Linked DNA regions of Homo sapiens: region 1 is linked to region 2. Evidence: chromatin loops called from intact Hi-C (ENCODE). Cell type or tissue: sigmoid colon. All regions are shown on one strand. Links, peaks and the distances in the headings refer to the core of each region. The heading gives the core; the rest is flanking DNA.

Region 1 (2,909 bases), core at 284-2,783, 310 kb after region 2:
GGAAAAGGTTTTCCTCCCTGGCAATGTGTATTTCTGAATTATGACATGGCCTAGCACTGTCTGCAACGATCAAGTGCAGGTGGGTGGGCCACATCATGGCTCAGCTATTGCTCTTCCTCTTGTTCCTGTCATAGATCCCCAAACGTATTTATGCTGGTGCTATTTATAATGGAAATGGAAGAGAAGCTGTTTCAAAAGAATGGGAAGAAAGGAGCCATAGAGGGGTCACATAGAAGGATGGATACCTGCCTTGCCATTTTGATGGACGGGGTGCGGTTTGGGCACCAGATGGAGGTGTGGCTGCCTCATGCGACCCCTCTTACCCAGCCTCTGCCCAGCTGCCCCTCACTGGCTGCACCCTGGAGGTGGCCCTGTTCACTACAATAAGCAGAGCCCCTGGGTGGATCGGGGCGAATCACTCCCCTTAGGAAAGTCAGGGCTCACCAGTTATTATGTGGATTCATCAGCTAGCGAAAGAAAGGGGTTGCAGTTGAAGGAAGATGCTTAATGTCGCTCTGGTTTTAAGCCATTCACGATTGAGTCGAAGCCATCTGATGGGCTGGTTTGGTTTTTGTCTGGAGGCAAAGCAGAGGAATTAATCATTCACTACCACAAAGCGGGGAAAGTGTGCCACAGAAAAGTGGGTTTGATTAGGGAAAGGTAGATCAGGCGGGCTTGGAGGCCAAGTTGTGAGTTTTTGAGTAATCATTCTCCCTTTGTGGTCTCCCTCCCAGGTCTGACCTTGCTTTTAACTTAGAAGGCTATATTTTTGTATTCCTGAATGATATCTTCACAGCAGCAAATGGAGTTTATACCAAACAGAAAATGGACCCAAAGGTACCAGACCTTGCCTATGGCTTTTTGGCTCTGTCATCTGGCCCCTAGAATTATATGAAAAATGAAAATGAATGTGTACAGTTGGAATGTAATTTAATTTATATAATATGACCTGTAAATTCCTTATTTTCAATTATCTTGTCTGTATAAGTTATTATTTGCGAAATTTTGGGTGAAAATGAGATATGATGGGAAAAGCCACTAGTTTAGATGCACACTCAGAACATATAAAAAGGGATTATTCTGAAAGGCAAATTAATTTTTTTACCAGCATCATCAATCACCAAGGCAAGGTCAGGGGTCACGATATTTGTTCAGAGAGCGCTAGTTTGGAGTCTGGAGATGTGGGCTACAGACACAAGTTTTTCTACTTACTGACTGTTGTGACTTTGAACCTTAACTTCTCCAAACTTCAGTTTCCTTATCTGTGGAATGAAATGACTGCAATGGATAATTTGTAAGGTCTTGTCCAGCAATAGCTGCTGCTTCTGATGATGAGGGGTGGGGCAGAGGAGCTTTGCTTTTGTGTGGCTGCCTGTCACGTGGAGGCCCCATCCCTCCCCCTCCCCCATCCCTCCCCCACCCCCAGCTGTTACAAGGAAGCCCGGAGGATGAGTCAGGCATATGTTTCTTTGTTCCAAGCTCTTTGTGCTGGATGAGGGAGTTCACTCTGACCAACAGGCTTATTTCCATGAGCTATTTTTTTTAATCTGCTCTTTTTTTTTTTTTTTTATCTGCTCTGTTTTTTTTTTTTTTCCCCTGCATGGCCTTTTTTTTTTTTTTTTTTTTAACGGTAGAAGTTTTGCAAAAACAGGTTTGTTGTCTTTTGAGGATCACAATATGTCATCCTTTTTTGAAAATGGTGAAGTGGTGTGGCCACTTTAATGAAAGTAAATATATGATGCTGCTGTCCTTTAATGGAAAGAGCAGATGTTTTTAAAGAGTTTTGTTTATATTAACATTTTTAATGTTCTTTATTTTGTTCCAGATTTCCCATTTTGAATTACATGCTTTAAAAAAAACCCCACATAATTAGAATGCTGGAGATGAATGGAACCCTAGAGGCTTCCCACTGCCATGCGTTTTCTCTGTAGTTTTGGTGTAAAACAAATGTTTATTCCAAAATCTCAGTACCCTCAAACCAAAGCATTTTATGTCAGAAATTTGCTGAAAATATTCCAAAAGAGTTGCTCAGAATGCACATTCTAACTTCGCATGAATATGCAGTTGTATAAATGGCTCCAGGAAATCTGTGCCTCACGTTTCTGAAACTGAGTGGTTTTTACATTTTTGTTTTTGCAGGAGCTAGGGAAATACGGAGTACTTTTCTACAATGCCTGCTTCATGATTATCCCAACTCTTATTATTAGTGTCTCCACTGGAGACCTGCAACAGGTGAGCTGATGACAATCATTACAGTTTTCCTTAGCTGGCTTTAAAAAATTTAATATTTAACATTTGATATGCACTGAAACAAAAAGTGTAAAGTTAGCTAGGACTACCAGGAGGGTACATGATAACAAGATGTTTGATATCCCTAGTAACACCTTTTGGCACTACCCTTGCATTGGCATTTATCCTTAGCCACATATCAAGGAGAGCCAAGAACTCTGGACTTGGTACTTTTTGGAAAACAACAATACAAATCTGAGTTTGAATTCCATATCCCCCTTTGCTAATGTGGGGACCCTGGGAGAGCTACTTACCCTAGAAGGGGATTTTGATCATTTTAAAACATAGGTTTGTTTATTTATTTGTTACTTTCTATTACGGACATTTTGAAACATGCACAAAATAGAGTAATTCAATGAGTTGTCAGGGACCCACCACCTAGCTTCAACACTTTGGCATTTTGCCATCTTATTTTATCTGTCCTCATCCATCCCCAGCTTTTTGTTCCTCTGGAGTATTTTAAAACCTATCCCAGCCATCACGCCATTTTACCTCTAAATATTCCAGGATCCACATTTGAATTTTGGGAAGGTGTTGTTCTTTCAGCATTTGCCCTGAAACCGTATCTGCTGCTGGTGAGAGACAAATAAAATGGTAAATTAGTGGTAAGATCTGAGGCC
Region 2 (2,909 bases), core at 326-2,825:
CATGTACTGATGCTCCCTAGACAATACCTTCTAATTTCTGCATTTCTGCATGGCTACTATTCCTCCTACAAAACTATTTTTTGATGATGTCTGAGTTCATCACTCTGCAAAAACTAAGTCATGTGGCTCTTTGTATTTCAAAATGAAATTGTCTAACCTGTAATTTATTTCACATGAAATATGACACTGAAAGCAGTAATGTCAAAGAAAATTTTTCATTCATTGATACCAGCAATTAATCAGAGCTGCCAAAATACCACCATTCTTATCTGTATATCAATTTCTGCTTACCAAAACACTGCTTACAATAAATTTGGTGACATCTGGCAAACTGCCTGTTGTGAGTGCTATTCATCAGCCTGCACTTTGGTCATGCATTTATTTCCAAAAACTCATAAAGCTCCTGGCCAGGCCCAGTGGCTCATGCCTGTAACCCCAGGACTTTGGGAGACCACGGCAAGAGGATTGCTTGAGCCCAGGAGTTCAAAACCAGCCTGGGCAACATAGGGAGACCCTTGTGTCTACAAAAACAAATCTAAAAAAAAATTTGCCAGGCATGGTGGTGCATGCCTGTGATCACAGCTACTTGGGAGGCTGAGGCAGGAGGACTGCTTGAGCTCAGGAGGTGGAGGCTGCAGTGAGCCATGATCGTGCCAATGCTCCAGCCTGGGCGACAGAGCGACACCCTGTCTCAGAAAGAAACTATCTTGACTTAGAAACAGATCTATGCTTAAAATTTTGTAAACACGCTGCAGAGCTTCTCAAACAGAGCACTTAATGTGTGCTCAATAAAGTATAAAATCTTCACACAGGTGAAAGCCAGAGGATGCAGCATCCCCCTTTCCTGCACTTTGTGGCAGAGTCACATCAGTCACATAGACCTGCCTAGCACTCCGCCCCAGAAATATTCTTCAGCTCAACAAAGGCCATAGATAAAGGATGTACTTTCTGAACCCCAAATCCATACACAAGAGTGAGTAAACTTATGAAGACAAAGAGCCTGAATGTTATCTGGTCCTGCTCTGGAAATCTTGGACACACAGTTAGCACCCATGAGAAACCCCAGAGAAAGATGAACCTCTAAATCCAGGGCCAGTTTGGTCTCACAAAGGCTGAGATCCCCAGATTTCCCTATGCCTGCCTACCCACCCCAGGAGAAACTGAATTGGAAGTGTGGGATTTCTACAAAACAGCTGCTAAGTCATCTAACTTCATCATCCTCATCCCACCCAGCTCACCTTTTATTTCTTTATTTTTATTATTTATTTTTTTAAAAAACGGAGATGGCGTTGCCCTCTGTTACCTACCCAGGCTGGTCTCGAACTCCTGGCCTCAAGTGATCTTCCCGCCTCGGCCTCCCAAGTCGCTAGGATTACAGGCCCGGCCTGTGTGTTTACAAAACGTGGGCCTGGCCCTAGCCCACCTTTTACACATACACCCATTAGTTCTCGAATAGGTGAGAACATCCGCTCAGGTGGCCATGGAGGGCGCGGGCGGCTTTCTTCCTCAATAATGCTTGCTCGCCGTGGACGGACCTTACTTTCTCTCTCTGTCCCCTACCCTGAGAGCTGAGTCAGAACCGCCCGTGGGGTTCACTCCGACAGCTCCCAGGCCCGCGCCGCGCCGCGGAAACCGTGACTTGCCAGGCCCCACCTCTGCACGCCCCGCCCCGCCCCCCGCGCCCAACCTCTGCGCGCCCCGCCCCGGTCCGCGCTGACAGAGCGGACCCAGGCCCTCGGCCGCCCCGCGTCATGGCCGCGCCGGCCCCGGTCACGCGGCAGGTTAGCGGCGCCGCCGCCCTGGTCCCGGCCCCGAGCGGCCCCGACAGCGGGCAGCCCCTGGCGGCCGCCGTGGCCGAGCTGCCGGTGCTGGACGCCCGCGGGCAGCGGGTACCGTTCGGCGCGCTGTTCCGGGAGCGCCGCGCCGTGGTGGTGTTCGTGCGGGTGAGCGGGCGGCGGGGCTGGAAGGGAAGCGCGGCCCAGGGTCCCGGGCAGGCTGCCGGGATGCGAGCCGCGCCTCCTGCTTCTTAGGACGGAAACGGGAAGGCAGCCTGCCCAGTCGCGGCCGCTTCCCAACTAGGGCGGGGCAGGGAGAGGGCGAGGGCGAGGCCCGCTTCCCACGCGCCGGGCGCCCGAGCCGCCGGTCCCGGCCCCGCGGGCGTCGCCTTTGCTCGCGTCACGCACGGCGAAGTACAGGGATCCTTCGGGGCCCGAGGGTGCTGCTTTACTAACTTGCCCTTTCTGCCGTTTTGGCTTTCAGCATTTCCTGTGTTACATCTGCAAGGAATACGTAGAGGATCTGGCCAAAATCCCCAGGAGTTTCTTACAAGTGAGTTTCCCAGCGTGGGCGGCCCAGTGCCCGCTTCTGCAGACCTTGCGAGCGGGGCGGGGGAGGACGCGGCTCCAGCGCGGAACTTGCAGCCTGGATTGCCCCTCCCCGCAGCTCTCTCCACCCTCGCCCCTCCAAAAGGAGTGAGACGTCAGAGATCTATTTCTGCCCTAACTCATTGGGTGCTGCCTGGTGGTAAACGTACTAACAATTGTGGTGTTGCCTGGTAACCTAGTGCCTGTTCTCAAATGTTGACTGATAATGCCCTAAAACAAATGCTGGAAATGGTTATTTTCTTCCCTTTATTTTTTGTTACACTCCAAATAGCTGCTCATTATGGGAAAATACTAATATATCGTAAAGGTGCAAATGTTTATGTTAATAGGCTGCAAGTTCCATGTCCCTAGGACAAACCACATAGTTGTTTTTCTTGAGGCACAGATAGGTTTGTGCCCAAGTGAGCTTTTTGAGGAAAGGCATTGAGCAGCCTTTATAAAACAGATGTTCTTTCAGCAGACCTTGTCAATCAGGATGTGAAAAAATAACATTGATTAAATAACTGTGCGGCCGGGCACGGTGGC

The links. Peaks named below come from ENCODE experiments on the same cell type or tissue, not always from the same donor. Only the 100,000 strongest peaks of a DNase experiment are listed, where the experiment ranks them.
Region 1: a loop joins it to region 2, with 3 times the contacts of the local background. A loop is called at or near these places in 14 of 110 quality-filtered maps.

The regions. Positions count from the first base shown.
Region 1 is chr9:96,343,227-96,346,135 of GRCh38, reverse strand. It overlaps SLC35D2 (solute carrier family 35 member D2), which reads left to right. Exons shown (of 12, transcript NM_007001.3): 7 at 735-837; 8 at 2,140-2,232. It overlaps SLC35D2-HSD17B3 (SLC35D2-HSD17B3 readthrough), which reads left to right. Exons shown (of 26, transcript NR_182427.1): 7 at 735-837; 8 at 2,140-2,232. Among named protein-coding and RNA genes, the nearest start is that of SLC35D2, 39 kb to the left of the region's middle. RefSeq lists an enhancer at 2,610-2,909. In sigmoid colon, for the core only: no CTCF peak of the experiment used is centred there; a DNase peak (open chromatin) is centred at 1,375; H3K27ac peaks cover 312 bases.
Region 2 is chr9:96,654,124-96,657,032 of GRCh38, reverse strand. It overlaps PRXL2C (peroxiredoxin like 2C), which reads left to right and starts at 1,716. Exons shown (of 6, transcript NM_153698.2): 1 at 1,716-1,943; 2 at 2,260-2,328. The coding sequence starts at 1,752. RefSeq lists silencers at 1,628-1,717, 1,758-1,967, 2,108-2,177. In sigmoid colon, for the core only: no CTCF peak of the experiment used is centred there; DNase peaks (open chromatin) are centred at 1,622, 2,062 and 2,382; H3K4me3 peaks cover 1,792 bases; H3K27ac peaks cover 1,478 bases.